Linked DNA regions of Homo sapiens: region 2 is linked to region 1. The links are chromatin loops, found by intact Hi-C in ENCODE. Cell type or tissue: OCI-LY7. All regions are shown on one strand. Each heading gives the region's core, and the rest is flanking DNA. Links, peaks and the distances in the headings are about the cores only.

What was found. Peaks named below come from ENCODE experiments on the same cell type or tissue, not always from the same donor. Only the 100,000 strongest peaks of a DNase experiment are listed, where the experiment ranks them.
Region 2: it touches region 1 in a loop (2.5-fold over the local background); 1 of 110 quality-filtered maps calls a loop at or near these places.

What each region holds. Positions count from the first base shown.
Region 1 is chr12:16,850,653-16,867,025 of GRCh38, reverse strand. All of the region lies in intron 4 of LOC105369677 (a long non-coding RNA gene), which reads left to right. Among named protein-coding and RNA genes, the nearest start is that of LMO3, 250 kb to the right of the region's middle. In OCI-LY7, for the core only: no CTCF peak of the experiment used is centred there; a DNase peak (open chromatin) is centred at 9,405; H3K4me3 peaks cover 1,042 bases; H3K27ac peaks cover 1,615 bases.
Region 2 is chr12:16,165,937-16,182,309 of GRCh38, reverse strand. All of the region lies in intron 1 of LOC101928362 (a long non-coding RNA gene), which reads right to left. Among named protein-coding and RNA genes, the nearest start is that of SLC15A5, 100 kb to the left of the region's middle. In OCI-LY7, for the core only: no CTCF peak of the experiment used is centred there; no DNase peak of the experiment used is centred there.

The DNA of each region.
Region 1 (16,373 bases), core at 7,022-12,021:
CTTAGAACAAAGAGTGCAAGAATCTATATTTGGTTATATTTTTCTCCAACTGTCAAATTTCTTAAAGTGAGCATGTATAATTCTCATAACAAAAAAAAATTAAATTTGAAAATTTAAAGACATGAGAATATTTTTTTTTTCGGTTAAATGGAGAAAGTTTTTAATTGCAGGTAATTTCAAGAGGTTCAGAAAGAACTTCCCTGTTGGGTGCAGAAAGAAATATGTGTACCTGGTCTTTAAGCCACGTTTCCCACAGCATCCCCTACCCTCCCATTTCCAAAGGCTGGCCATGTCCATCAAAAGCTGAGCTCTGTCTCCCAGGGTCTGTTATCAGAAAGCTCTTTGGTAAAATGTTGCAGATTTAATGAGGTCTTTATCTTTTCTTTCATCATAACCCATAAATTGACAGTAATAGAATAAAAATATATATATAGACAAACAACTTCTGTGAAAGAGGAAGGAAGTTTCAGCAGAAGGATTATGTCCACAAAATTTTGAAGATGTTGACAGAATGTAGGAGCCATGACTGAATGAAAACCAAGGATGCTGAGACCTGAACGTCTACAGGAGGGAACACCAATGAGAACCAAGGCAATTTACATCACAGAACTCAGAACTTACTGTTGAAGATGGAGCTACAACCTGTTAGATTATTGAAAATGTGTATAAACAGACTTCAGATCTACTCTTTCTCAAAATGCACAGCCTGACAGAAGTCAGACTTTTCTGGAGATCTAGCATGAGAGAGTGTCTTGATTCTAGGGACATGGGGCAAAAAATTTCCCAACGCTTTTCATACTGGCAGCTTTCAGAAAGCTGACTGACATTTCACCTCTCTGTTTCTCTACTCCTACTAGCTAAGAATTAAGATTCCCTGTTGGGGAAATTGATCAGATGAGGAGAAATGGCAACAGAGATGACAATTTGAAGTCGCAAACAAAACAGCTAGGTTCTTATTCAATTATCTTTCTGTCAGACCCCCCAAGAAATAAGTTTCCTTCATTTATGCTGACCTTAAAATTAGCTTTTTACCACTCCAATCTTAAACATGAATGAAAAACCAAAAATCACTACATAATTTAAGAAACATAAAACAGGAAGAAGGGAAACAATATACAAACTGAAAGGATTACTAATGAAACAGATACTATACAGGGAATAGAAGAAAACTTAAAAGAAAAATAAACTGTGATTATTCCTAGAGTAGCATGTATGCATATATGTATATATAATGTTTTATGGAAGATATATATACATATATATCTTGACAGTAATAGAATAAAAAATACATAGACAAACAAGTTCAGAGAAAGGGGAAGGAAGTTTCAGCAGAAGGATGATGTCAACAACATTTTGAACATGTTGAAAGAATGGCAGAGCCATGATTGAATTACAACCAAGATATACACACACACACACACACACACACGCACATGCACTATCACTAGAGTAGTATACATATATTATGTTTTATGGAAGATATATATATGTTATTTTTATATATTTATATACAATATATGTATACTGCTCCAGGGATAGTGCATATATATTTATTATATTTTATGGAAAACATATATATAGATAGCTATCTTCCATAAAACAAGAACAAAATGCTATACTCCAGTGGTCACATACAATGATAGAACTGAGGTAATTAAAATTAAATTTCTTCATTTTTGTAATCACTATGCAATCATTATTTATTTTGAATCTTATATTTAAATCCAGGAATATGTAGTACAATAGGGACTGAAAACAGAAGCTACACCCAAAGACAGCTCAAATGATTCTGAAGTATTATGAACTTATCTCAAATGAGTGTACTGTGTCAGGAGGGAGGGAGCTAACTCTATAATTCAGAGTTCTCCACATTAATTTTTATGCATAATACAATATTTAATATGGGATCAGTAACATAGCATGTGCTAGTTTGAAGTTCACATATATATTATTAAAAGTCAACAGTAATCCTAGCAGTTGTTGAGAACTTTAAATAATAGTAGATTTAGGTGGACAATTGCTGGCACACTAGTCAAAATAAGAGTATCTTTTAGTAAGTTTTAATATGATTTAAAAATTCTCTTCAGACCATTCCTTATTGCCTGCACTGAGGAAGACGGCCCCATTGACCCACTCTTGGTACTCCAGCTCCTAGAACTAAAACATATGAGTTTCCAGATTGAAACGATTTACCAAATGCTCTGCAAAAATGAATGAAAAAAAATCCACTCTAAGACATCTCATTTTGAAATTACAGAATGCTTATGATAAAAAAAACTTTAACATTTAAGAGAGAAAATGCAGCCCATATACTAACAGATTGCTCAATAGCAACAATGAAAACTAGAAAATAATAGAAAAAATCCTTTAAAATTTTAAGAGAAATGTATTTCCAATCAGGATTCATAATCAAGCTGAAATATAGAAAGTATGAAGGAAGAATAATGACATTTTAATATAGCCATGTCAAAAAACATATTTTCAACGCACTTTTCTCAAGAAGCTATTAGAGGATGCTCTATGTACAAAATGAGGAAAGAAACAAAAAAAAAATAGGAAATGAGACGCAATACATAAAAGAAGAAAAAGGAATTCCCGAGTTGGTGAAGGGTGAGATCATATCTGAATGCCACTGGTTTAGAATAACAAACTGAGAAAAGTAGACGAGGGTCTTATGGAAGGAATTACCTAACAAATACTTGGAGTGAGTGTTTATCAGGTATACTTGACAGCATTTGCCTCAGCTCTCCTATTAGAGCATAGGCTACATGAAGTCATGAAACTGGTCTGCCTTATTAAACTATTGAGTCTCTAGAACATAGGCAGGCACTTCTTAATTATTTGCTGAAATTTAAGGGAACACTGACTTTTTAAAACCTTTGTTATCTTTCTGTTAGAAATATCTCCTTGAAAGGAGGATGAAAAAGGACATGCCTAACAGTGCATTTTCAAATCTGATTAAGCCTGCCATGAAAAAGGAAGAAAAGAAAATTGCAATTGTAAATGATACTGCAAATGATGCCAAATTGTACCCTTAAAGTATGAGTGCAAATTAAGCATATCTATCCAAACTTAAAATGCACCTACAGGTTGACTCAGCAATTTTCCTGTATCTGTATATAAAAGTGGTTTATACAAAGGTGCAATGTAAAAAAAATGGTCAGTGCAGCATTCTTTATTATAGCTAAAAACTGGAAACTTTTTTCATCTAAAGGGATCTGAGTAAATAAACTTTGGTACAGTGGGTTGTAATGTAGCTGTTAACACAAAATGAAGTAGATTTGAATGTGTTAACTTGGGAAGATCTCCCAAGATTTATCAATAAGTCAGGAAAGTAAGACGATAAAAAATAGAAATGGACTGATCCAATTTGTGCAAAGGAAAATATACACAACCAAAGTTGGACAATATATAGGTATCTTCTCCCACTATTAAATACAAATTATCAGTCACACATACCATGTGATGAATTAAAATAATTAGTACATTTAGATTATTCAGAGAGGTAACTACTGTTGTGCTGGCAAATGGTTAACTGACTCCTCAAGAAAAAATGTTGGAAAAAGATGTTCACTATGTGCTCTCCCAAGCCAGGCTGAGCCAGCACCAGAACATCTCTGGAGGTAACCCCAAGATAAGGGGTTTGTATTGCCAGAGCATATACGATCTCCACTCTCAGCCCTCGTAGCTCATTTTTATCTCTCCTGTTATCCAATAGTAAGGCCAGAAAGACCATTCAGCAGGGCAAAGTTTTCTGTGATGTTTAATTTCCCTATGAAGTTGGATGAGCAGAGCTGCTAAACAGCTTTTGCACTGAACAAAGATCAGGCAATTTACATGATTTTCCTTTGCCCCTTTTGGGCTGTTGGATGTGTTTGCATGTAGAGTAAAGAAAATATTAGGTATAACAAGAATGAGCTATCAAATTGATATTCCCTGACCTTTTGAAATGGAAAACACACCTTAAATTAACAACATGTATGGAATAAATGCAATGAGTTATGCCCTTTGACTTCAAACTATTTGCTTTCCAGATATGTGTGTATGACCATCAACTTTCTGACAGAAACCCTAATACTAGGTCTTTGAAAATCCCCACAGTAAATGCTTGGCTAAATAGCAAGAAAGGAGAAATGATCTTTCCTCTTAAGTGAGTGCTGATCCAGGCTGCAGTTTCTTCATTTGCTCAATGCAATGTCATCTACCTACCATCACATCTGGGCAAAGGTCATGCATCAACAATGTTTATCTATGTCTATGTTTATTCACAGCTGGAAGTAGGCAGGAAGGGTAGTTATGAAGAAGAAACTTGAGAAAAATTGCAAAAGGAGAAAGAAGGAGGATTTCTGTCATAATATATAAATCTTACCCCCTTTGATGAGTTCCTGACAGGCCCCACATAGGTGATCCTGTCATTGAAACTAGGATGTTTTTATAGGGGAGTAGGTAAATAATTGATAATTAAGGCTGAACAAAAAATATAAACCAAGGCTGTCCTGGACTACATAGGATATATGCTCACTTATCAATAAATGATATTACAATTAAGCACATAAAGTACATAAAGTTAAGAGTTGTAATTTGGTTCTTTCACTTAACAGTACAAAATCAGTGTCCCAAAGAAAATGATAATAGAATTTGGAAAGATGATTTGGAAAGAAAAAAATCTAATTACATGTGTAGTTAATACAAGGAAAATCAAATTCGTAGCATATGAAGTTAAAATATTTTTACCAAGTTGCAGAGCTACTCTAGGATGTTTTTAGAGAAAGGCAGACAGATAGGTGATAGATAGATAGATAGATAGATAGATAGATAGATAGATAGATAGACAGTTGAATTTTATTTTGCCAAAATAAATGCATTTCTAAAAAGATATTAACACAATGTTTATTGAATTTAATTATCCTTCAATTTTAATCATGAAACTAGATATGTGAGCCTTGAAAACATCTAGTGCCACACATGTAGTCAAATTACTTCTATAAATGCCACAATGTTAAAAATAGTATACTGAAAATGTAACCGAATTAATGTTAAAAGTCAATATTGTGCAAAGTTTTCTAAGTTTTTTCGAATATTTTAAACATTATTTTAAAGGCATAAAGCAAACGAAAGACATTTTAATCAAACAAACCACACTGTTCCAAATTGTAAGTTCTACATTCTCTCCGTCCTAACATCCTACAACAGAATAACCTTTCTTCTTTTTGGTTTATGAGACTGCATTTCACTATAATTTGTGGAAAGCTCTGACACAAAGAAATAAAAGAGTTTGATGGAGAATACACATTGGAAAATATTCAAAAATAAGAGATAGTCTCTCAAAATACAGCAATAAATTTATTTTGCTCCATCCCCATTTGTTGGAACTTATACAACTGTAAATAAACTAATAGACAATTATATTTGCCCTATATGCTGATGTAAGCAGAAGATTTTTAGGTCTCTCTATTCAATGAGGAAAACAGAAATTCTCTGATGTGATAATTCATTTAATTCATGTCAGAACAATGCCCTGAATTATCAATTTTGTAATGGTATATTTCTGTACATAGAGTTTCTGCATTACAACATGTACCTGTAAAACTTAAAAGGACTGTCAGTTTTCCCATTAGACAAAACTCTGTTCAGATCCTAGCCTGAGTAAAATGTCAGGTTCTGATCTCTAAAACCAAAGAGGAATGTGTAGTGCATAATCAAACTAAGTTTTACTTTGCTAAAGGCAGTAATAATTCATTTCAAGCGACTTCTTTGTCCAGGTCATGCAATCCCAACCAACCATGGCCAATTCTAGGGCTTCGGTGCAAACTGTGTTAGAAACACTATAGGATGATTTAAAAATATACTTGACTATTCAACATTCTTTCATTTCAAATGAAATTTTAATGTGCATAAATTAAGGACTAGAGTTTATAAATGCCCCAATGCTATTAACTGTAATATTTGTGAAAGATTATTCTATAATTATGTTTAAATTGATGGAACAAGTATATCTATAGACTCAAACCAGAATGGGGAAAAAATCATGACTTGAATGTAAATCTTAATTGACCTTATTAAAATAGTATCTGAGGAATTGAACAGGCAGATGAAACAGAAACTTTGTTTAATAAATAAATGCAGTGCTGCACTTAATAAAAAATGATTGTAAAGAAAATTTTTAGCCATCGTATTACTCACCTATTCATTCCAAAGTGTAATTGTCAGCTTTATTTTCCTATGCCAGAGTTAGTGGCTGCATCTTTGGGATATTTACAATTTGTGCAATTTATTGAGACAGATCCAATTCCTTTTTTATTTGTTTTCCCAAAGCACCTATTTTTTTACCTTTGCTGACCAGTGCAAAATCATCCTCACTAATGTTTATAAAATACCACATTATTGTTAGATATCGAATCCAAATGCAAGCACTGCAGGTTCTAACAGATAGGAGCTTGATGGAATCTGTCTTTAGATTGTGGCTTTCCAGACTGCCTAAGCATAGATTCTGTAAAATCAGTGACATGAAAGAATGGAATAAAAGAAAGACAGGTGTGTGTGTGTGTGTGTGTGTGTGTGTGTGTGTGTGTGTGTGTTCAGGGACAGATATGTGTTTGGGGGAAAGAGGCAGATGGATTAAAAAATAACAGAGGGAAAGAAAGGGAAATTCTAGTAAAGAAAACATTCTAAAACTCGAATGCAAAAATATTGCAGCATCTCATTTTCCCAATGGTTATTAGCCCATGTTAAGCCAGACATAAGAATAATTAAAATTTACATTAAGAAATAGGTTAAATTCATAATTTGAATATTTAAAGATATTTATAGCCATTTGTAGTCCAAATTCTTAGTGTTTATAAAGAATACTACATGTAATAGAAAATATCAACTACAAAAAAAGGAATTTAATTTTGTGTCTCCTAACTAAAATACGAAGAGGCGCCATTTCCCAGTAGTTAAGGGGCAATGGAATATTTTATTGCTATCCCATCATTCACTACTGAATTTCTACCTTCCTCTCCCACAGTGAAAATAAACTTAAGGACACTGGATGTTTGCTGGGCAGGGGCAGGGATTCCCTCTATTCTCTGCCCAGCAACATAGAAAAATGAGAACCAGATCTGCTTATTCTTCACACATGACCCATCTCCTATTTTAAAGAAGGAAATATACCAAAGAAAGAAGGAAACCAACACTGATTATATTGGTACCATATGCTAGGGATTATTCTAAGATCTTTACCTACATGAGCTCCTTTAATCCTCTCAATACCTTTCTGATGTAGTAATTACTCCCATTTCACTAATGAGAAAATTGAAGCTCTGAGAAGGTAAGCAAATTATCCAAGGTTATAGAGGAAGTAGGTGTAGACTAGAGAACACCCCATTAAGGATACCTTGCAAGCATCTAGATTGTTTCATATGTAAAGCTTAGAAGTAGATTATAATAAACACCTTATAATAGGACTTATAAGAAATTCAGAATATTTGAACATTATTAATGCATTGCTGCTTCATGTGAGTTTTATTTGTGTTACCATGAAATCAATATATAAATGTATTATTGGGGAAAAACGGGTTTATGAACATTTTATCTGCAAAAATCAGCTAAATGAATTATCTATGTAAAGGAGCAATTGAAATCCAGTTTGGGTTAAACAGCGATGGCCTAAAAACCACCAGATGTACCTGTTGATAAAGCATAGCTAAGTTTCCTAGATCTACTGCACAAAGGGCTAACTTTATGAAATTTCAGTTGCATCTTCATTTGGGGAATTAAGGGACAGGGATGGTTATAGGTTTTTTAAGATCTACATTGGATAACTTTAAGGCAAGTATGGATAGGTGGAGAACTGGTTGGGAATGGGTGGAATTTATGACATGATAGATTTGGATTTGTGGGCACAGCAAAGAGAGGTTCTCACCTAAATTGAGTCTTGATGAGCAAATTATTATACAATTTTCACTGGGTCACAGACTTATCTTCCAGTAGCAAGTATTTTCTAGAGCACACAACTGGGTTAAATTTTCTTTTTTCCGGGGTTGTTTACCACTGGGGCAGGAAATTATGATGGTTCCAGTTTTCACTTGTGTCATGCAAAATATAAAATGTTACAGTTTAACACTGAAGCCCATGCTCCTCTTGCTTTCTCATGCGTCTTCTGAAGAAGAGAGTAAAGCTCTCCAAGGGATGAGCCCTCAACACTCTGGCTTTACCTCAGTCTTTATAACCAGTTTCTCTGAGCTTTCATTCTTCCACTCATAGAAGAGACAAAAACATTCTTTCTTTTAAAAATAAGCTTACGGCTGGGCGCTGTGGCTCACGCCTGTAATCCCAGCACTTTGGGAGGCCGAGGCGGGTGGATCACAAGGTCAGGAGTTTGAGACCAACCTGGCCAAGATGGTGAAACCCCGTCTCTACTAAAAATAAAAAAAATTAGCCGGGCATGGTGGTGGTGCCTGTAGATCCAGCTGCTCAGGAGGCTGAGGCAGGAGAATTCCTTGAATCTGGGAGGCAGAGGTTGCAGTGAGCCGAGATCATGCCACTACACTCTAGCCTGGGTGATAGAGTGAGACTCCATCTCAAAAAATAAAAATAAAAACAAGCTTACTTCTCTGAGGACTAGAATGTGTATCTTCATTATTTTTTCAGGACTAGGCTTATTCCCAGTGACTTTTCTTTCTCCCTTTGCCTTGCCCTTGGAGTTTTAACATAAATAAACCTGTGGTCTGTTTTGTTTTGTTTTTTTCTTTTTAAAAAGATCTAACAAACAAACCTTTTTTAAACCAAAGACATCAAAACATATGAGTTTGAATGCACTAGTTCTCTAGCAGAGAAAAATCTAGGAAGTTCATGTCAATATTCCATATATTTTCCCAAAAGCCTGGAACAGTAAGGAAAGTGAGTTCTCAAAATCTTTATAGAGCAGTATCCCTACTAGTTATGGAAAAACAGAAACAAAAAAACAACTATCCATTTGGATGGTGGAGGCAGGTGCCTTTTTCATGAAAAGAGACTTCTAAGAAATAAGGGATCATAAACTTATTTTATGTTGCTTAGTATGAACCCTGGATGAATTACATAGTTATAGGCAAATATAAATACTACTGAGTTAGGCCCAGAGTCGGTCCTGAAAGAGACAGAAAGTCCTGCAGAGCAAACTGTTTAGATAACTAGAATTAAGGCCAAACTCAAGGGTGACTTTCTCCCAGTGCTATAGCACCAAGAGGGGTGATGACTCTATATTGCTTAAACACATGGGAAGGAGTGTGTCTGTGTGTGTGTGTGCATGTGTGTGTGTGTGTGTATTAGAGACAGAGAGAGAATGCCAGGATGAGGAGAAGTTTCCACAGATCAAAAAAGCTTGTATTTTTCCACCATCACAGTTTCTGGGGGTAGTCCAGAAGCTTTCAAAATAATAACCAGTTTCTGTTCCCCTTTCTGAGGGAAGCTGCTACAGGTAGTTTTCTCAGCTATTCTGGTGTTAGATGATTATACCAGAAAACTGTGACTGAATTGAAAGCAGCCCAATAGGGATATTCCATTTTGAATGATTATTAATCTACCTAGTTAGCAATCTGTGCTTAAAAAGTTGACAGAAGAACCAAATTATACTAGCATGACAGGACCAGGTGGGCAGAGTGGCTAAGGCTGCTGCAGTATCCTCAAACTTCCCTGTAATTAGCTTTCAAACCTCCAAGATCCAAGTTAATTCATTTCCTTCGTGAGCCACGCCTGTGTAAGTAGCTTAATGTAAAAACAAACAAAACAAAAGGAAAGCACAATACTCAGGGAAGACTACAGAGCCATCAGTTGGCATAAAACTGGGCCCCAGCCTCTCCTGAACAGCTTGACAGGCCCTCGTTCAACCAACTTGTCCAGCACAATCAAAGGCCAGGTTACAAGTAGATTGCTAAGGTAGCAAAACATCCAAAGACATTTTCCCTACTGTAGATCCGGCTGAAGCAGAAAAGTTTTGTAAATATCCATGACCAGGGGCAACCAGTGTGTTTTCCCACACCAGAAAAACATACAAAAGCCTGAAGAAAAAAGGTGCATTTAGGGCAAGGTGAGGAGAAGCAAGAGCAATAGATTCTGAGCATTGATGTAAGTCTGAAAAAACTCCAAATTCTCTGTAAGCTGCTCTCTTTTTCCTATTGTTTCCCAGAGGGGAAAAGCAGAGAAATTTCAGCTAGATTTGTAAATTCAAGAGCAGAGTTTTACCTTCCCAAAATGTAGTCTGGAAGGACAATATGTTTGGGGAAAAAGTATCTAATAGGGTACCTGAGAGGTAGATTAGCAATGAGTCTACATGAAGTCCAAAGGAGCTCAGGGTGGTCTCCCAAACAGATGCAAATCTCAGCCTGTTGCCAAGAGACAGTCACATTTTCACACGTCCGTGAGAAGGCAAATATATTTCAGCTGGTAGAAAGATTTTGTGAAGAGATAGGAAAGGCTTGGTCAGGGTAAGAAGATGCCACCACCCCATGGAAGATTCAGCCTGGATTACCCCACAGAACATGTTTACACATCAGCCAGTGCGCGCATGGCGGACGGCAAGCACTCCGGGGACAGACAAGAGAACAAATCCCAATGGATGCCAATGATGAACAAACTGACCATGGACTAAACGCCTGACCCAGAAGCCAAGAGACATCTGTGGGATCTTTGAAGTTACACTGAGGAAAATGTGTGAAGACGTAAATCACGAGTTTACCTGGGTTTAATCGTAAAATGTCTAAGAAAACTAAACTGTTGGGTTCATCTGGAAATGAGTAAATTTTCTGCCATCAGTAGAGATGGGAGCTGAAGACAAAGCTTAATTATAGAACATCCAATTTCATCTTCTGTGTGGTTGAGTGTTTGGTTTGTAAAGACCACATTCACTGAAAGGGAAATTTGAGACAAAAGAAACCAGTACCCTTGTCTACTCCTGGTGAATCCTAACAATCACACTATGCAGCAAATACCACTTGGTACATTTCAGACCGGAGAAAACTGAGGTTAAGAGAGGTTAAGTAACTCACATGCATAGCTAGTCAATAGAACCAAAGTTAAAAATGAGAGATCTATGAATCCACAGCCTATTTTTTCTAACATATTGGGAGTTATTAATATCCTGTTTTAAAATTACCCCATAATCCTTGGCAGCACTCATCTAGTATTTTTTAATTGATTTCCAAAATTCTAGAGCAGATTATTAAGTGTTTGTTTTATTTTAGCATAAAGCACCTCTTCCGATAAAATATATGAAATTCTTAAATCTATATATGTGTGAACACACACATACACACAGGCGCATCTGCTCACATACATATACATATAATATAAAATGGAGCTACTCTGGATGACTGAGGGGTTTGGGGACATCGGGGTCTACTGCAGCACTCCATCAATTTCAGCGGTGATCACTAAAGTACTTTCTCAGGGCTATCTTAGAAATTCTAATATACTCTCCTTCAGAGAGAGTTGGGCATATTTATACACCAACTATCTCTCTACCTGGTGCCTTCATTCTCATCTACTACCACTTCACTGAAATTGATCTCTGAAAGGTTTAAAATCATCTCCTTTTGGTCAAATTCAATGGACTTTTATATATTTTATTTATTCAAAACTTTTACTGCAATTAAATCTTATGCTCCTTGCAGTTTTCTTCTCTTTTTTGTTTCAGAGCATGTCAATTCATTAGTTCCCCAAATGCTCTGGCCAGTTATTCTACCTTTTAGGCAGTCTCGATGGCTCCTCCTGATTTCTAACTGGAAATGCCCCTTAAGACTTAAACCCTCACTCTGATCCTCTGTACTTCCACACATTTTCTCAAAGAGCTTTTTTTTTTTCCCCAAAGCTTCATTTATGACCTTTTGGTGATAATCCAAATTATAAACCTCTATCCTTTCTCCCTATAGACTTGAAATGCCAAAAACCTACCAATAATATTCACTGCTGTCCCACCAAACTTCAAAAAGCCCCAATCTGCCTTGCTTTCACAGATGTTTTATTTCAACGTCAGCATCATTTTTCTATCTCCCAGAAGTAAAAACCTAAAGGCACATGTTACTCTTTTCTTTCCTCCCAATCAATATCCAATCTGTCACATTATTTTAGCAAATCTTCCTTCAGAATATCTCTCAGATTCATCCCTTTCTCTTTACTCTGGCACTGGCATTACTCTTGCATAACCTCACATCTGGTTTGCTGCAACCGTTTCCTGCCTTATTATTTTTCTATTTCTATTATCTCCACACTCTCCTTCATCCTGCAGGTAAATACCTAATTAATCTTCATGCACCTCCATCCTTTCTACCAGTGCTCTATACTCTGGTTCTTTCCTATCTATTCAGTCATGTTGCCTTCCTCTTCCCATCACTCATTTCCTCTACTATCTCATGATCTCCCAACTAGCTGGTGTGCATGCCATGCTCATGCTGGGTTCTGTTGCTTCCTACAATCTGTTCCTCTGTTTATCCAAATAATGCATAAAGCTTTTCTCAATGTCTTTACTGCCCCCTCTCCAATTCTTACCTAGGACTTTTATTATGCTTTTCAGCAAATCATAGTTTAACTCAAAAAGATTCCCTTACCCTTATAGGTTTGAGAGAGAGAGTGTGTGTGTGTCTGTGTGTGTGTGTGTGTGTGTGTGTGTGTGTGTGTTTCCCTTTGAGGGCAGGAATCACATGATACATATTTTATATCCCCTACAGCACCTAGCACAGTGTTGAGCACATGATTGATACAGTCATCTGACCCCACTCTCACTCCACGTTGTTGTCTGTCCTTTTCCCCAGTAGGAATTGCTGAATGATCACCATCCTTCTCACATCATATTTTACAGAGAAAACAAAAGCTATTGAGTGAGAATACTCTCTCAGGTCTTCAGCACCCTTCAAAATCTCCCTCTACCATTTATCAATATGTTCCTCCTTTCTGTCTATTCAAAGAAAAGTATATTCTTAACCAAGTTTAATCTGTCTACATACATTTGATCCCGTTCTTTCCTGGTTGCCTGAATTTTGCTTTGTCAATTATTTCCTTTTGTCTTTTATGTTTTCAGTTCCATTCTTTCCTCTTATATCTTCCCCTCAATCTGCATACAAACTCAGGCAGGTCTTCAAATCCCCAAAGTGTCATTGCCACCCATTCCAGCCCATTGCTTTTCTACCTTCCCCCACAAGGTTTGTCTAAGTGCAGCAAACCACACACACCGCTTCCATACTTCCCTGTCACTGCCTAATCTGCCTTCTATGCCCCTCTACTACTCAAACTGCCTCTAACGCAAAACCAGGGAGGACATTGCCCTAACCAGTGCCCTCTCCTTAGCTCCCACACAATTGGAATTCTCAATAGCTGTCAAGTCTTTTTGGTTCACTCCCTCTTTAAAAAGGTTCTTCCTTCACTTAGAATACCGTACTCTTCTGCTTCTATTCTTCTTTTGTCTTCTTTTTGTCCCCTTTTCTCCCTTTTCTTCATCAATTCCTGTTCTCCTTTCTTTCCCAATGGCAGGATATTTCCCAAAAGAGATACCAGGAACTTTGCTGTGGAGCTGATGGGTTCGAGTGAGAGAGATATTGAGTCTCTTAGCCTTTAGGGAGGTGCAGAGGAGCAGGTCTCAGGGAGCTGGTGACCCACAGCCATAAACAGTGTTGTCAGCTTGGCACAGTGTACCCTGCAAAAGTTAACATTTCATGACTTATTGTTAGGTATTTGGAAAGCACTGCCCTAAGATTCCATTCTAAACACTTTTCTCATCTCCAATCAAAGTAAAGTTTCCTAACTAAAATAAATAGTTTTTCATTTATTTTTCTTAAAAAATTAATTAAAAACTCTTTGTTGCCTTCAAAGACAGCCAAAATCTTTAGTGTGAAATTCCAAGCTATTCATAATCAAACCCAATTCCACTTTTTAAGTTGGATTTTCTATTATTTTCTTCCATGCAACTTACCATGTAGCAGACTGTCAACCGTAATGTGCAATTTTACATTTGAGTGCTTTTATTTATGGTCTTACTCATTTCTCTATTGAACTCTTAAGACGCACCTCTTTTGTGCAAACTTCCCTTAATCCCTTTGTTAGAATGGGTAACTTTATTTTATATATTCCCATGGTATTTTTACAAGACTTGGGCATATTTATACACCACACTGGTCTCTTTACTTGATGCCTTCATTCTTGTCTACTCCTATGACTGAAACTGAAACTGATCTCTCTGAAAGATTTAAAATCATCTCCATTTGGCTAAATTCAAATTTTATATATTCACAATCTTTACTGCAATTAAATCTTTTAATCCTGTAAGCCACCATTTTAAATGTCTGATTCATATTTTCAACTACTTGGCAACATTAAGTGAACAAGTTCCATGTGTATACAAATAGGTTTGCCATGATTACAAATTTTACCTTCATTTTAGAACAAACTTATATACACAAGAGGCTTTTGTGCAAGCTATTTAGGTATTTGCAAAAAAAATCCATATATATATATATCAAATATAATCCTGTCTTTTATCTCTATAAAGTATTTCTCCTACTTTTCTCACAGTTTCTCTGCCTCCATTTCCCCTACCTGAGAACTAAATAAAATAATTTATGTAAAAGCACTTTTATGTAAGTAGAAGGCACTATACAGATGTCTGATATTACTATTGCATGCAGCCTAGCTGTTACAATTTCAAAAAGATTTGTTTCATTGTAGCTAAGTCCACAGATGCTAAAGGAAATATAGCACTGAGGCAATCATTGGATATTTCAAGCCAAATCAATAGTTATACCCTAAATCGATAGAAAATTGAAGCAAATGTGTTTTGTTTTAAATTATTCAGACAGTTGTTTCAATTCTAAACTTTGTATAGGTAAAAATTATGTCAGATAACCTTGCTTTTAATACAATCATAACTTCACTTCAAATATACAATCATAACTTCACTTCAAAAATAAAATACTGTGGAAAATTACATTCTAAACTTTCTAAAATGTATTTCTTTGCCAGTTAAAAAATGTTTGCTCTTTTCTTTTAATATCATTACCCTGAATAATGGTTTACATGTTTAAGTTTTTGGATATGTAAATGCAATTCAATTAAAACCAAACACATTTAACAAATATTTAGTAAATGACAATGTGCAAAGTCGCTTTGCTATGTGCCATGTATTAAAACAAATTATCACAAGATCTCTATCACTTGAGAGCATTCAAAAGAAACAGGAATATAAATAAACTGTAATTGAAGGGATGATAAAATAAGGCCTATAGTCAAATTATAACCAAAGACAGTGTGATCAGTGCTGATTAGATGGGGCAATAGATGGGGCCAAGTATATTGCAAGGAAGATATCATAGAGGAGATAGCCTTTGAATTTGTCCACATATTTTACTTTGGGTCTATAAAAATGTTCAAGGTCAGAAGGAGAGCAACTTTTGCTTTTCCCATTATAACCATATTTTTCAACTTAGATGGAAACAGTTCCAGGGCAATTCACCCCCTCGTGGCTTTATATCTATGTGTGTGTATCTTTGAGAAGTGGGATTAGAGAGAAACCTGCAGGCATATTAATAAATAAATTTCACATGCTGTTAGATATTAAGTAAACATACAGATAAATATTCCTCTAGGGGTTATGATCTTATAACCTGGAGATTTCCAATTTGGCACCAGTGACATATAGTTACTTCCCATGGGGGTTTTCAGTATATTAATTCTCATATTTTCAATTTAAAAATCCATTCTATCCAGGTTTACTTGATGTACTTCATAGATGATTTAATGTATTACTTCTATATAAACAAAGTAAATTACAAGAAGTTTGCACTTTTCATGTCGGTTCTTATTTTCTATCATTTGAAACATACCACAATGTCCAGTATAAATACTCAGCACCAAACCATTGAAAACACTAACGATCATCTATGTAGCTAAAAGGGCTTAGGCTTTTGAAATGTACACATTGGGCAATAGGCAATCATTCAAAGCTCCAATATTAATTAATTACATATTTGAAATTTTCAATAGGGATACAGAAAAGTCTGCCAAATTGATTATTAAAAAGTTTCAGTCGAGCGCTAGTATGCCAATTTAATATTGTGAAAGATATATATGGTTTTGTCGCTGTCCGCTAACATACAACTACTTATATTCTTGGAATCTCCAAAGTGATAAATGTCTTTTGCATGCTAATGAGTCGACTGGTGGCTGGCAGCCCCCTAGGTTGCTTCTGGATCTGATCGAGCTGGTTACCAAGACCAAGGCAGGATTAGAAGGGTGGGACTTTCAGCCCCACACTCCAACATCATAGAGAAGAGGAGCTAAAGATTAAGTTGATCACCAATGGCCAATGGTTTAATCAATCATACCTAAGTAATAAAGCTTCCATAAAAATCCAAAAGGACAGGTTC
Region 2 (16,373 bases), core at 4,675-9,674, 680 kb after region 1:
TAAACAACTTAAGTGACTGGTAATGTGACAGAGATAAAGAAATGCAGGAGGATGGGGAGGTGGAATGGATAAGAACACATTGGTACATAATGAATTTGAGATGTCTGTAGGAAATTGAGTGGAGATTTCAGGTATCTTGTTGGTAATCTAAACAAAGCATAATGGGTTTTGTTCATATGGAAATGGGTTGGAGTCATCAAGCATTTATACTCAAGAAGGATCTTAGAAAATATCTAGCCAGAGTTTTATTTTATAAATGTCGAATTCTAGGCCCAGAGAGGTAATGTAACTTATCCCCAGGTAAACAGTTTTACCTACTTAGCTGGTAAAGCGTCCAGGACCACTGATTCTCAGTCCAGCCCAGTAAAGTATGTATTTCCCAAAGAATTATAAGGAAAAGAGAAAAGTTTTCATAATCCAATGCTGGATTTAACAAACTTAATTTAGTTTAATTTCTATAAGACTTCTCAGAAACTTTATTATATGCATTGGGAATTTGCTAAGAAATGGGTTTGCTATTCAGAGTCTTCTCAATTCATAAGGTGACATAATCCTTTACTCAGGGAGCATTTCTCAGCACTGGCCTTCTCTAGACACTTTGGAAAAGCTGGTAGGGTGGAAAGTGCATAGGCTTGGGAATCAGATAGCTTCGGATTTCAGCTAAGTCTCTACCAGGTAGTAGCTGGGAAGACTTTGGCATATTATTTAATCTCTGAACTGTAGTTTCCCTATCTGTAAAATAGGAGTAAGAATCTGGCCATCCAGGAGAATGGCGTGAACCCAGGAGGCGGAGCTTGCAGTCAGCCGAGATCGCGCCACTGCACTCCAGCCTGGGCGACAGAGCGAGACTCCGTCTCAAGAAAAAAAAAAAAAAATCTACCCATCACAGCACTTTGTACATTAACATACATAACACATGTGGCAAAGACCCTCAGACATAGAGACTGGCAATACAAATTAGTCACTTACTATTTTTCCTTCTCCTAAATCAGCAAATATTTATTTGATATTTTCTGTGCTTCCAAACCATTCATATCCATATATGTTAATTATTAACATATTTCTTACTACTATTTAAGAAAAACTGGCCGGGCGCGGTGGCTCACGCCTGTAATCCCAGCACTTTGGGAGGCTGAGGCGGGCGGATCACGAGGTCAGGAGATCAAGACCATCCTGGCTAACAAGGTGAAACCCCGTCTCTACTAAAAGTACAAAAAATTAGCTGGGCGTGGTGGTGGGCGCCTGCAGTCCCAGCTACTTGGGAGGCTGAGGCAGGAGAATGGAGTGAACCTGGGAGGCAGAGCTTGCAGTGAGCCGAGATAGTGCCACTACACTCCAGCCTGGTTGACAGAGCAAGACTCCATCTCAAAAAAAAAAAAAGAAAAAGAAAAAGAAAAAGAGAAAAACTAAAAGCATCTGTCTTTTCTATTTATTTTACTCCAAACAAAATTTTTATCCATCAATACCAATCACTTTGATACCAGACCCTAAGTGCATCCAATTGTAGGGCTAAAAGAGATGAAGCAGCAGAAATCTTATTTGTCAGAACAAAAAGTGCTGGTCAATTCATCACAACAAGTCTTCAGTCCGTGGAATTTGGAATTTCTCCAAATACACAAATAACAAGTCTCTTCTTCATTGGCACTGATAATTAAATTTAAAATGGAGTTAGAGCATCATACAGTCACCACATACAGATGCAAAGAAACAAATAAGGTCTCAATTGCCCATTGAATGCTTGCAGAAGAGTTGTTCTTTAAAAGAGTGCAAGGTTTGGTAGCATTCACTTTGTTCCTCTTTAGTGAACAGCAGTTGTTGAATTCATCTGTCTTCCTGCTTAAGCCTCTTAATAATGAGTGAAATTAAGTCCACTTATCTGCCATGTTTGCCAACAGGTATGCCCCATTCTTGTTTGGAAGGCATGCAGCAAGTCAGTAAACAGAATGTAGCCCACATTCTGTGAGTCTAACCTTAGAAAAGCACTACACAGGATATCAAAGAAACCAATCTCACCCTAAAGGCACTTAAAATCTCCTTTGCCAGACTGAATATTCATTAATGAAATAAATAAAAAATAAGTTGTATGATCAAGTGTTAAAATGCATGCTATAACAAAAGAAAGAAAATTAGACATTAGGCGTCACCTAATAGAAGCACACACCACCATCTAAGAAGTAGATTAAACCTCCTCCAGATCCAACTACCAATTTACAGGAAAGACAGGGGAGGTAGGAACATGTTAAATGACACTGCAGGGATGCAATAAGCAAAATAAAGACGAAGGGAGACTCACAAGATGAAAAACTCAATTTCTGTCACAAATACATTTTTTAAAAAAGAGAGAGAAGAGCCATCTTTAGATTAAAAGTTAAAATTATATCAACCAATTCCAATATTTGGATTTATTTAGATCTTTATTTAATAAAAGAAATGTTTTTAAAAATGGGTAAATCTGAAGAGATCATAATTGATAATATTAAGGAATTACTGATAATTGTAGGTGTGATGATGATGTGGTGATTATGGCTTTTTTAAAGGAATCTTATCTTTTGTATATCCACATAGAAACACTGATGAAAGAAATACCACAATGTCTAGGATCTGCTTCAAAATAATTTAACCTAAGGGGAAGTGGGTGAGAGTTTAGATAAATTACAATTGGCTGTGAATTGATAAATGAAATTAGGACTTGCATGCACAAAAGTTCACTGTGAAATCCTCAGTCCTTTTTGCATATTTTAGATATAATAGAGACTTTTTTAATGTGCTATAAATGCAGTCAGTATGTCAATGACATAGGCAATTAGTTGTTTAATAGACTTTTTTTGATAATCCAATTTTCTCGTCGAATGTTTGGAAGATCCACTGTCAAAACTAAGGGAAAAGGAAGAAGAAATAAAAAAACACATTGAATATATGCTTGCCCCAGATTTCAAAACTATAGTTAAATAATCTTCCCCAAATCTAACATAAAGGAACAACATCTAACTCTCACCCTTCCTATTGACTGTGCTGTCTTGAAGTGATGAATCCAAGTTAATAAAGATCAAATATTGCATGCGCTAGATGAATTTTGGTTTTTACCCTGAGGACATATAATAACTCTTTGGTGTCTGATGAAAGGAAGGCATGTACCCAGAGGAAGTCGCATATTATTAAGTATATTTCTTGGATTTTATTCTTTATCCTGAAAAGAATTTTGCTCCTATGTATAGCTGAATTGGATATGGATGAGGTTTAAACAACCAGAAATAAGTATTCTTCTCACCCCCACATATGCCAGTCATAAAAACAACTACTTCTGTGCAAATCTAGTTGAAGGTTAAAGACACGTTGGCTTAGAAATATTATAGGGAATGGGCCGGGGTGGTGGCTAATGCCTGTAATCCCAACACTTCAGGAGGCCACAGTGGGAGGATCATTTGGGGTCAGGAGTTCAAGACCAGCCTGGCCAACATGGCAAAACCCCGTCTCTACTAAAAATACAAAAATCAGCTGGGTGTGGTGGCACATGCCTGTAATCTCAGCTACTTGGGAGGCTGAGGCATGAGAATCACTTGAACTTGGAAGGTGGAAGTTGCAGTGAGCTGAAATCGCCCCATTGAACTGCAGCCTGGGTGACAGAGCAAGACTCCGTCTCCGGAAGAAAAAAAAAGGAAATATTACAGGTAAAATAAAAAGAAAGAAGGAAAAGGAAGGGAGTGACAGAAGAAGGGAGGGTGAAAGGAAAGAAAAGTTGACCCTTCTCAGCAGAATACAGAATATTTTAATTTAGTAAGTTTGGTGCAGCTGTTCTCATAAACCCATGAAGAATAAAGGCAATTGTCCATTAAAGATTTACCAGCCATTTCTAATCTTCACTGTGCAAAGTGTCCATTGGAGATTTCCCTGTACTAGTTGGTGACGAGTACTCTTCCTTTCAAAGTCATTTATGGTCACTGAGGAATCTGAATTGTAAGAAATGGATTGTTGGTTATACAACCAAAAATTTACATATGATTACTGACTTTGTTAGATCTCAACTTCTCCCAAAGCACTCTAACAGGACATTTAATATGTGCAAAAAAATGTTTAAGAAACTATCTGAAAAGTTAAATAAATGGCATCTTAAAACCAGATTACCTCCCTTAGCTTTTGAGAGCATAAAGGATGTTTACTTGGGAATTGTGACTTTTCCCTCTTAACCCACTATGTTCAGGTTTGCAAAAATGAAGACAGTAAAAAAACAATTATTTCCAGTCTTCTGAGATAGCTAAACTAGCAAAATCTAGAAAACTTGAGTAACACTCAGAAATACCAAGCCTAGCTCAAAGAGTTCAATTATTCATATTCACATTAATTATTTCAAAGATATCGATCGAGTGTGGTGGCTCATACCTATAATCCCAGCACTATGGGAGGCTAAAGCAGGAGAACTGCTTAAGGCCAGGAGTTTGAGACCAGCCTGGACAGCACAGTAAGATCCTATCTGTACAAAAATAAAAATAAAAAATTAGCCAGACACACTGGTGTGCCTGTATTGCTAGCTACTCAGGAGGCTGAAGCAGGAGGGTTGCTTGAGCCCAGGAGTTCAAGGCTGCAGTGAGCTATGATCACACCACTGCATTCTAGCCTGGGCAACAGGTGAGGTCATCTCAAAAAACAAACAAACAAAAATATTGACAACCTGATATGCCAAGCACAATACCTACTAATAAAATGGTGATGAGGACAGAACAGAAAAGACTCCTCATGGAGCACACAGTCTAAAGAAAAGTTAAGGTGGTCTCATCTGACACCTAAAAGATGAGCATAATTTAACCAAATGAGGTGGGACACTTGGCAGCCTCCTTACATGACTACAGAAACTCCTCAGAGATCTAGAATTATTCTTGCAGGGTCCCTGTGAAGAGGCCTTATCCTCTTCTCTCCACCTCATCCAGGATGAGTTTCAATGAGAGTAGAGAAGACTATAGAATCCTTACGTTATTCGGAGAACATAATAGAAGAGAAAACATATACCCTATGGAACTCTGGGAAATAGCATTTGCATTCATTCAGTCAGCCAGCCAATCAATCAATAAATATTCAGAGAGATCCTGTTGTGTGCCAGGCATACCTTTATAGGGTTGCTGTCGTTTTTTCTACACCACTAAAGCAAGGCAGCAATAGAGCCAAATGGCTTCAAGAAATGTCTGGGGCAGAGGATCCAAGAGTTCCCTAAGTCTCCAGCACCTCTAAAAGCTGTGGGAGATACACTGATCCTTCCCTCTTTCCCACATTTTTGTGAAACAGAAGTTAGCTCTAAAAGAGAGAGGAGAGTGGGAGTGAGAGCAAGAGAGAGAACAAGTGACCCCAAATGGGCTTGTAGTCATGACACAGGGGCAAGGCAGCAGGGAGCAGCGTGGAGGACCAAATGGAAGAATTGTGTATCTCAGGAGAGATCAGTGCAGGACAGGTAATGACCAAGGATAGATACTAACTCTCCTCTTCACTTGATTGAGACTGAAAACCTCACAGCTTAGATCAGCCCCAGGAAAAAGGAGAAATTAATGACTTGATGGAGCTTAGATCAGAAACAGAGCAAACTCAGAATTCACTTGGCTGGTAGTATTTATAACTGTGGAATAATAGAGTCTCTGAATGTGTATTTAGTAGAGCTACATAAAATAAAGCTACACAGGTATCTTTTTACACAACAAAGATACTTGAAAACACTGCAATCTGTACACAAGCTGGTATGTGTGCTTTTGTGTGTGTGTGTGTGTGTGTGTGTGTGTGTGTGTGTATTTTACAAGCATAACCAAATGTTCCTGAATATTGGAACCTTCAGAATAGTTACCTTGGGAGCCTCTACTTATGATGTTGTCATTTTTCACTCTTTCTTACACCTTCCGCATCATTTTATAAACCATACAAGAAGGTAAATTCTAGTAGTTTATATTGAGTCTCCATTTTTGATTACCAATTGTGGACAGAAGGAAAGAAGGAAGGAAGGAAGGAAGGAAGGGAGGGAGGGAGGGAGGGAGGGACTCAAATAATAGCTTTATTCACCAAACTTGGCACTTGTAGGCTTCTTGCAGTTCCCAAAACTCAACTGACAAATGTTTATTAGCTCTGTATATATTAAAAGAATAAAAGCGATCCCAAAGGTATTTAAGCAATGGCTACTGTGTTGCAATACATGTACTGTTAAGATGACTATTCTGAATGAAAACACTCATTTGGATTTGTTAGTACATTTGTGGGAAAATAAGGAACAACTCAAAAACAGCCACATCACAGTCATGTGTATTTAGGGCAGCAGCAAACATCTCATCTGCGACTGCATGGTTATTTCCCTTGAAGTCTCCTGCTCTCTGTCACTGTCTCTATCTGCACTTTGCCTTCTATTTCTCCACACTTTGAAAGGAGCCTTTTCCAAGGGCCTGCAACATTGGGACTGTCATGCAAGAAGAGAGGACAGCTTAAGAGGGCCTGGGTCACGCAGCCCCTGCTGTCTCTTAAGCAGGTATCTTTGCACTTTTACAAGCATTACTCTTAATCTCATTTTTCATTCCCATCTTGCAACTTTATGCCTTCCTATTGATCTTAGTTCTGCTGCTTAGAGACACCAATGAGAAATGCTGAGAACATTCAATAAATAAAAAATATCCATCCCCCTGTACGTGATTCCTCTTTAAAAATTTGCGCAAGTAAAATAGTGTTATTTCTGCTCCCTGTTAGTTCTTCAGACTAAAAGTTTATGCCCTGAATGTGGAATTAACATTAGGGGATGGAAAAAAGGTATTCTAAATTTCAAATCCCAATCCTGGTTCTGAGGTCCGTTGTTGCCTTTGAGAAGCTGCCTTCTATAATTATTGATTACCTCATACATACTATAATTGAAGTCACATCTACAAAGATCTCAGTTTAGATTGTAGCATATGTGATTTTTCCAGAAAGAGACATGCATTTATTTGCATCACTTCTATTTTTTAAAATTGTTTAAATGAAAAAACACTCTTCTACACCACTTATTTTGCTAGTTTGGACTTAACAGAGGATCTTGGTAGATTGGTGCATATTTTATTTAAATGGCCTTTTGTTTAAAAAATACACAAAAACAACTTCAGAGGAGTTTTTATCAAACAGGTGAACCAACTCAGAGATTAAAAGTATATCCCTCATCTCTGTACTATGAAAAATTCAGGTAAGTACCATGAAGTAGAATGAAAAGAATCCTGACATAGCCATCAGGGGCTATGGGTTCTGATATTAGTTTCCCGAGCTATGCAGATTTTATTTTACTCCTCCATGTCCTAATTCTATAACCTGTGAAAATAAAGGGGCTGATCTCTTCACTGGCACTAATAATTTTATTATTATTATATCATGAATAAAGAGTGAATATACATTTTCACAAGCATCTTGTTCCATTTCCTGACAACTTTAGCTATCTCTTTTCCTCATTTCTGAGTTGCCTAAGAGGGTTAAAAATATCCTGTCCACGGGTAGCAGAATACTGAGGAGTAGATGCGAGGGGTTACACTATGAAGCTGTGGCAATTGGGCTCTTTTAAGTTCTAAGGGATTAAAAAAAATACAATCTAACCTGGTGTAAAGAAAAATGGAATTTATTGGTTCATGCCATTGAAAAGTACCATTCGGGCTGAATTGTGCCCCCCTCTCAAATTTATAGGCTGAAGCCCTAATCCTCCCTCATTCACAAGTATGTGATTATATTTGGAGATCAGGTCTTTAAGGAGATAATTAAAGTTAAATGAGGTTATATGGAGGGGCCCCAATGCCAACTGACTGGGGTGCTTAAAGAAGAGGAAACTTGGACACCCAGAGAGACATCAGAGGCACGCATGCGCAGAGAAACGACCATGGTAAGAGGTAGAAAGAAGGTAACCACCTGCAAACCAATGACAGAGGCCTCGGAGGAAACCAACCCTGCCAGAACTTTAAACCTTGGACTTCTAAGCCTCCAGAAGTGTGAAAAAGTAAATTTCTGTTGTTTAAGTCACCTATTCTGTGGTATTTTTTTATGGCAGCCCTAGCAAATCAATACAAGTCACTTGCAGAGCTGGCTGTAAAATTTGCAGAATCCAGTGAAAAATGAAAATGTGGTTCTCCAACTTCAAAAAGTAGGAGAAAAGTGTGACTCACGATACTGAAATATAAGGCTCTTTTTTCCTCCTGTGGTCTCACTCTTACTTGTAATGGTGGTTTTGTTGTGCGGGTTTTCTGGAGTTTAGGGATGATTTTGGTTTTGCTACTTAAGTGTTTCTACACAAAGAAAAACTAAAATTTTTAGTTATCAGCATGAGTTTTACCATTTATCCGTATATTGTGCAAAATCAGTTTTAAATGTAAATACAAGAGCTCTTAAGTCATGTGTAGAACACTAAAATTGCTGAATTTATATTTCATAGCTCATACATGCATCTGTACATATATGTATCATTTTTACCAGAATAGTGGAAAAGCTTCAAAAACTAACTCAACTGTGATGTTATTTCACTTCTTGATACACATTCTGCCAACACCCTCTATTCTACATTCATCAATGAGTGAAGAAAGACTTAAAAGGATAAGCAACTCTGGGTTTTTCTTTCTTTCTCTTTCCATCTGTGTCATTATTATTTCCAGTGTAAATGATTGAGTAATACGGCGAAGTGATATAAAAGAAAGGTTCTAACAGGGCTCTTTGGCCATTTGTTTTTCTTAAAATGTCATGGCCTTCTTTCTGCATTTGAAGCAAGTTCTGATTCTAAGGGAAAGCATGGCTTTCCAGGTTGTCAGCACACCACTGTCTCAGCCATCAACATACCTCGTACTCACTTTGAGTCACTGAACCTCTGCACACTGGGGGCTGTAAGGGGCTGGCTGGAGGTCTGCACTCGTGGGTCACTATATGCAAATGGCATAGCAAGGAATGGCAGGCATGCTGATTTCATGTGCTCCTCTGTTCACATACATGCTCCATTGTCTCACTGGACTTTATTTACACAATACAAATTCAAACATAAAATGTATTAAGATTTTCAACATAGCAACAGCAGAGCATTGAACAAAGCACAAGGCCCTTCTGATCATGGAGCCCTGTGCAAACTGTACAGGATGTATGACGGTGAAGCCAGTTCCAGTCCCTTGAGTTATGGAAAACTCGTGATAATGTCAGGACCCAACGCCTCGTTTTCCATTATCTGCCTCTACTCTCCTTCATGTTGGCTTCATGCTGAGCCAGGCTCTTATTTCATGGTCACCAGATGGCTGCAGAAAACAAGCTAAAGAGAGCTTCTTTCTCACAAGTTCCAGCAACTGTCTCAGTACCTCTCATTGATTCCAGTGGGTCATGGGAATATTTCTGAGCCAATCACTGTGATCAGAGCAGTATAATTCTCTAATTACCCAGGGTTCTATCCCGCTGCCTGTCTCTGAAGCTGGAGACGACTACAGAGGAATGAAGACGGTGAATAGAAAGTTGAATAGAGTAGTCTACCAGAGGAAAATTGGAGTACAGTTGCCAAAAACAGGGTAAATGGATGCCAGGAAGCAAAATAAAATACATATTGGAGACCATTACAGAGGTCCAGATCTGGAATGTCAGGGTAGGAAGCTTAGTGCAATTAAGCAATTGTACTTGATTTTGGAACTGGAAAAGTCATGGAACTTATGCTGATTATTTGTCCATTCCAAGCTAGGACCACCAGGTAAGGTTGGTAGCACAACATATGCTGTGGCTCTTTTCTAAGAAGTTGTGGTATGTGTACAAATTCTGCTCCAAGATATTCCATTTGGGTGCTCCTTTTAGCATCTTCCCTGTATTCTCGACATTATCATTCCAAATTTGCCATCAAATTATCCTGAAACCCCTCAAAATCATTTCTATTTCCAACTTTTATACAAGAATTGCTTTCAAACATTGCAGTACCCAGCACAGCAATGGTTTTAGCTCTGTTCTATTCAGACTTTCCATGAGATGTTACCTCTGATGGAATGGTTTTTAGGACACCAGCCTGGGGATGGAGATGGTTAGCAGAAGGAGGTTGAGGCTGTGGAATTAGAGCAGAGGAGAAAGAGTGAAAACAGGAGGCCACATTTACATTTATGCACTGTGTTTCTTAGATTCTCCCCTGGACCTACTGTAATGGGAGCTTTGGTCCCACTCCGACATCCCACCCAAGGGTGCTTTACAAGTTCTCAAGGAAGAGCTTTCTCCACTCCATGTGAAATACGTCATTGTTGTGTCACATCTCCTCTCCAACACATACACTCCCTAAAAAGCCACTCAAGAGAGTCCTGTTAGCATAGCTGCAGCATGCACTCACAGTGAGACCACAACCACAAGGGTCCTGCTTCCCAGTGATCCAAAGACCACCCCAGGTATTACCATTGCCAGAGACCCTTGTCAGAACCCCTAGATATCTTGACTGCAAACAGTGTTACTCTGCTGGAGTCTTTTTGATGCTATATTCTGAAGCCCTCAATTTCCCAAAGCCATACTTTTGCTCCCTGCTGAAGGGTTTCCCCATTTTGTGCTCCACTCTGCCACACAAATACCAATGCAGAGCAGCCAGGCACTCTCAGGTCTTGTGAGATATCAGTGGAAAGAGGAAAATAGAAATAGTGGACACTACTATGTATGTACTCAAAGCTCTTTCAACTACCAAGGCTAGTAGTTAGAGCAAGCTTGGGTGCCTAGCACTCTCTTCTCCAAGAATTTCTTCCCTGGACAGAGAATGCACAGAGTTCATAGGTCTTTTGTACAAATAGGTTCCTGGTGAGTGACCTCACTGGCTTGGCCTTGCCAACAGGAGCAGATGTGACCAATGGCCTAGGTGACAGCAGCGTAGGCTCAAGCTTGGACCACTAGCAGTAAATTAATTCTGGTGATATATTTGACCAGGATAAGATCTGAGTTTGAAATCTCGTTCAGGATTGAGGAGTTCCAGGATTGTAGATCACAAAAATGTTGTTCTGTTTCTCATAGAAACTTCTGTCATAGGCCAGGTGCGGTGGCTCATGCCTGTAAGTAATCCCAACACTTTGGGAGGCCAAGGCAGGTAGATCACTTGAGTCCAGGTGTTTGAGACCAACCTGGCCAATATGGTGAAACCCCATCTCTACAAAAAATACAAAAATCAGCCTGGCTTGGTGACATGCATCTGTAGTCCCAGCTACTCAGGAGGCTGAGGTGGGAGGATCACTTGAGCCCAGGAGGGAGAGGTTGCAGTCAGTCTAGATCACACCACTGCATTCCAGCCTGGGTGACAGAGCAAGACTTAAAAAAAGAGACACTTCTATTGTAGAAAGTTGTTTTGGATTGAATTTAGTGCTCTTGAAACATCATGGAGCTGAGTTTATAGAAATGTAATTCTGAACAGGAAGTTAAATGTCATCTGGTTCAATTCCTTCTTCTTGGCATATAAAGAAACTTTTTTTTTTTTTTTAGGTAGTGGCAAGGCTGGAACTAGAATCCAGATAATTCTTTCTTTTCTCTCCTCATGGAAAAATCCCAAGAACAACAGGGTGAAGATTACTAACACTCATAAATTTGGCATCTGCCACATTTAGTCCTGGATTATGGAAAATTCACCCCTGTGCAATCTGGATCACTCCTTATTCTATACTTTCAGCAGAAAGATTGGAGAGAAACTGTCAAAATCCTGCAAACTTTCATGGGCTTCTATTCCCTAGGTCTGTACGACAAAGCTAAGGTCTAAACAGTGTACACCTTATTTCCAAAGCAGGCCTCTTCCAGTTTTTTCACTGAATTTTTCCTAATCTGTGATCCATCTAAAAGGAATTTTTTTCATGATTTTCTTTCTCACACCCATTCTATTTATCCTACAAACTAGGATATAACTCTAGAAAGTTAATGAACTTGCAGCTCTTTAAATTACACAGCCCTCTGTGATACAGCCTCACCTTCAAATGTAGTTCTCCAGAGGTAAGGAAGGGCTTCCAAAGAACAGAAAATAATAAAGGTTTAGGCCATTTTAATGATGAAGAGACTGTAGAAAAGTTAAGTGAGAGTCACAGAAAGACACTCTAGGGACACAACTGGGACCCATGTGATCTTGTCCCCAGGCTACTAGACAGAACCTATATATTATTCAAAGAATAATCCTGCTGGCTCTTGATCTCTCTATATAATGAGATAAAGATCAGACTCTTCTTGAGAGAAGTGTGTATATGTGTGTGTATGTGTATGTGTGTGTTTCGTTCACAGCATTTAGCTCAAATAAATATTTTGCTAATTGTTTATAACAAATGTAATCCTTCCTGAAAACTTACTAATGTCACTGAATTCTGCCTCCTTCTTTCTGACTAAATGAGGACCTATGAGACTAGTCCCCTGGGTCACCACTATGAGTGATTTAGTTGTCAGCCTTTCTACTTAAGCTGCCTACCTGGATCTCAATTAGTGCTAATTATTATAGGGACCTCATTACCCACGTGAGGAAATGTCTCCCCTGATAAAGTCTATGCTACAGAAAAAGAATTTAAGTGTGTCTGCTTTTGAATCAAACATCCAAATTTTCAGTGAGCCTGACATCTGATCTATGAATAGAGTAAGTGGTGAGACTCAACATGGTAAGAGTGTGCCCCTGTAGTACCAAGTCATGAAGACCCAAAGAGGGTTCTGGTAGGAGTATCTCCTACATTCACCAAGATAAGTTGCCATTGGCATCTGGCATAGCACTGACAGGAAGCCCATACCATTGCTCATGGAATAATGATCTCTCTTGTCCCCAGCTCTGCTACTCCTCCCCCTCTAAGTGCTCAGCTTCACCAGACCTGCCCCCAGTATTCAGTTGGACTTCTGCTGATGTTACCTCTAAGGTAGGGCTTCTCAACCTCAACGATACTGACATTTTAGACTGGATAATTCGTTGTTGGGGGTGGTTGTCCTGTGCACTTTAAGATTTTTTGTACTATCTCTGTCTTCTACTCACTGGATGCCACTAGCACTACCTAGTTGTGATAACAAACATATCTCAAGACATGGCCAAATGATTCCAGAGGAGCGGGGTCAAGACTACCCTTGTTTTGAGTACCAGCTCTTCTGGAGTCACAGAAAGTGGGGTCAGAAAGAAGCCACAAAGAAGCTGGTTCCTAGAGGATGATTTTTAACCTTTTGGTGTCCCAGTACTCTTACAGAATTTGGTGGGGCAAATATTTTTACCTAAGATCCATAAACGCACTTAAATATCTAGTACAAGTAAACTTTTATTTCAGAAACCCTCTGAAGCCCAAGAATTAATGATCTGGGGTACTAATTCCTTTATATTAATGCTGATATTTTTCATACAGGCTTCCCCAAGAAGCAAAGCAAAACAAAATCCAAAACAAAGTCTGAAAATGCAGAAGTTCCAATACAGAGAAGTTTACAAGATAGAGATATTTTTAAATAACTGAAGTCTAGTCACAAAATGGCTTGGCAAAATTTAAGGCCTCACAAGCTCTACATTTTTCCTTCTTTTCAGAGTGACCTCATCCCCTTTGCCTCATTTTCCAGCTTTACCTGCATCCTCGTCCTTCCCAGCCAAGCATCGATTAAAAGAGTAGTAATGGCTCACCTTTATCTAGCACTTTCTAAGCAGACACTGCTCTGAGCACTTTTACTTATATTCATTCGTTTCAACTTCACAACTCTATGAGACAAATACTATTATCATTCCCATTTTACAGATGAGGGGAACAAAACCACTTGGCGATTAAATCATTTTGCCAGAGTCACATAGCTAATAAGTGGCAGAGCCAAAAGTCAAACTTAGGCTGGTCCTAGAGTCCATGCTCTTGGCCCCTCTAACCTCCAAACTATGTGTGGCCCACAGTCCTAAATGCATACTGGGTAGTAGTTATCTGGTGGTGAAAGGAAATTTTCATATATCTCCCAGGATGTGTGAATACAGCAATCAATACTACAGACACTTAGCCAATTTTGTTTCCTCGCTGCCTCTCTCTACCCCCAGTATCCCTGTCTCATCACCTCTCTTCCCTTAGGAGGAACGTAAAGCTTTGTTTCCTCACAGCACCCTGACTAGTCTTCTCTAGTTAATTCAAATGACTCAGACATCATTCACCAATGTTTCTCAAAGTTTGTTCCAAGAACCATCTGAGTATGAGCCACAGGTAGTGATTATTAAAAGTACAGATTCTTGAGTCCTACCTTAGATCAACTGAATCAAAATCTCTAGGAATGAGGCCCAAGACGCTGTACTGTAAACAAGCTCTGTGAATGAATTTGCTGCACAAAAAATGAGCTCAATTGAGACTTTTGTGGTGGGTAATTCAACTGATTAGGGCCAATTAGGTTGAAGTTCATTTCTCAGACAGAAGAGCCAACTTTGCTTGGCAGTTTTATTCTGGCCCTTTCCTTAGTTATTTATTTATTTATTTAGCCATCTTCCAAATTATAAGCAGGTAGAACACATGAGGACATGAAGAGACAGTTTGGACAGACAAAGCCCAGCTAGTACCCAAACTGAAAAACTAATTTCAACTGCATCATTTTTATTGCAATGGGAAATATTCTTTTCCCGTTGGCAGTTATTGAATGAGTAAAAGGGTTTAACTATAATCAGGACATAGGATAAGTTTCCAAAAAAGGAAAACATCAATGAGACTTTATCCCAGTTCTTGGTAAACTCATGTCTGTGTCTTGGGTACAAGAATCTTAAAGGCAGCAGAGCTTGCACTTTCCTGCATGCAGAACCTTGCATGGTTACATTGCGAGGATACTGTTTTCCCAGCAGGAACTGAGTGCCGGACTGCTCCTTAGTTACAAACAAGCTTTACTGTTTTCCCCAAATGAAAATAAAATAGTCTAGTGATAGAATGGAATTAGAAAAAACAAAACGTCAATGAAAGCTCTCGATAGGCTAGCTAAGCCCAATTTACAAGAGTTATGCCTTGGCCATGGACCCCAATTGGATGATTTCTTTATCCACCCAACTCCTGAGCTACCAAATCTCTCAGCAGTTTAGACTCAACTGAGCCAAAGCTAAAGATTTAGAATCTTACTCTCAGTCATTCAAACCAGACTGTATCTCTAAGTTAATTTTTATTTAAGTTGCCAATGCCAGAAGTACTATCTGATTTTTTTTGGCGGGGAGGTGGTGGTGGGGATGTGTTGTTGCTGTTAAATTGCTAATCTATATAGAGATATTGGTGCTATTGTAGAGAATACATAGCCAAAAAACAAAGTTAGCTTCCTCCTTTGAGAAATATTAATTAGGAGCCTGGCAGTCAGTGTTTAGAAGGGAGCATGAGTACTCTCCCAGTAGATGAGCCCCAGTACTGTTTTCCCAGCAGGAACTGAGTGCCGGGACTGCTCCTTAGTTACAAGCAAGTTTTATTGTTTTCCCCAAACGAAAATAAAATAGTCTAGTGGTAGAATGGAATTAGAGAAACAAAACTTCATTTGAGAGCCTGATGGAGTCTTTTAGGAGAAGAAAATCCTGTTTTCCATATTCTCTTAATGTTTCAGACCCTAGGTGAAGAAGAAATGACCCAGATTCTACTGCACTTTGTCCTCTCCCTTTGACTTCTACGCTGCCAAGAGATTGATGGTGCAAAGTCACTTTGTCTCAACTTTGCACAGAGTTCTGTACTTCAGCTAGTCACCAGTAAAGAAATTCATTTCATTCACACTCTCCTTCCTTTTCTCTAAATCCTAAGAATTAGCTAAGTATCTGTAGTGCTTTCCTTTTAAGAAGGTTCCACTTTCCAAGGCTTTGGGATTTTTTTTCCTTTTTAGGTGAGGCATTCACTAGCTATGTATAATTCTTCCTTTGGGACAATTGCAAAGGGGGAGCTGATGTCGTTAAATAATTTTTATTAACTCTGAATAGATATTAAAATATATTGTAAGTAACACTAAATCCTTCTATTTCTATTGTAACTAAACCACAGATCTTTTGAAGTTATAAAATCCTTATTTAACTTTTAATTGCCTCCCAAATTCTTAAGAAATTTGACAGTTATTCTGTAACCACTGTGTCCTAGGTTCTTTCATATAAAAAATATAATTTAAGTTTCCCAAGAAATCTGAGGAAAGCACTATATCACCCCATTTTACAGACAAGGGCCCAAGGTTCAGAGACACAAAGCGTACTTGTCACATGTCATGAAACAAGTAATAGAAATGAGATTCAAATCCTGGTCTTAACTCTTAAGTCCAGTGTTCAGTCAATTGTTGCACGGCTATAACTGATCAGGTACAATTGCTGAGAATAAAGGAGTGATCAAAATTCACACCTTTCACCATGCTAAAGAATACCATATACATTTTATCCTTCATTCCCAGGAAGTAGTTTCTCATGTATGTTGTAAAGTTGTCATGCTCATTCTCCCATGTTCTCACCTTTTCCAACTCATTCTTGTTTCACCTCTGAT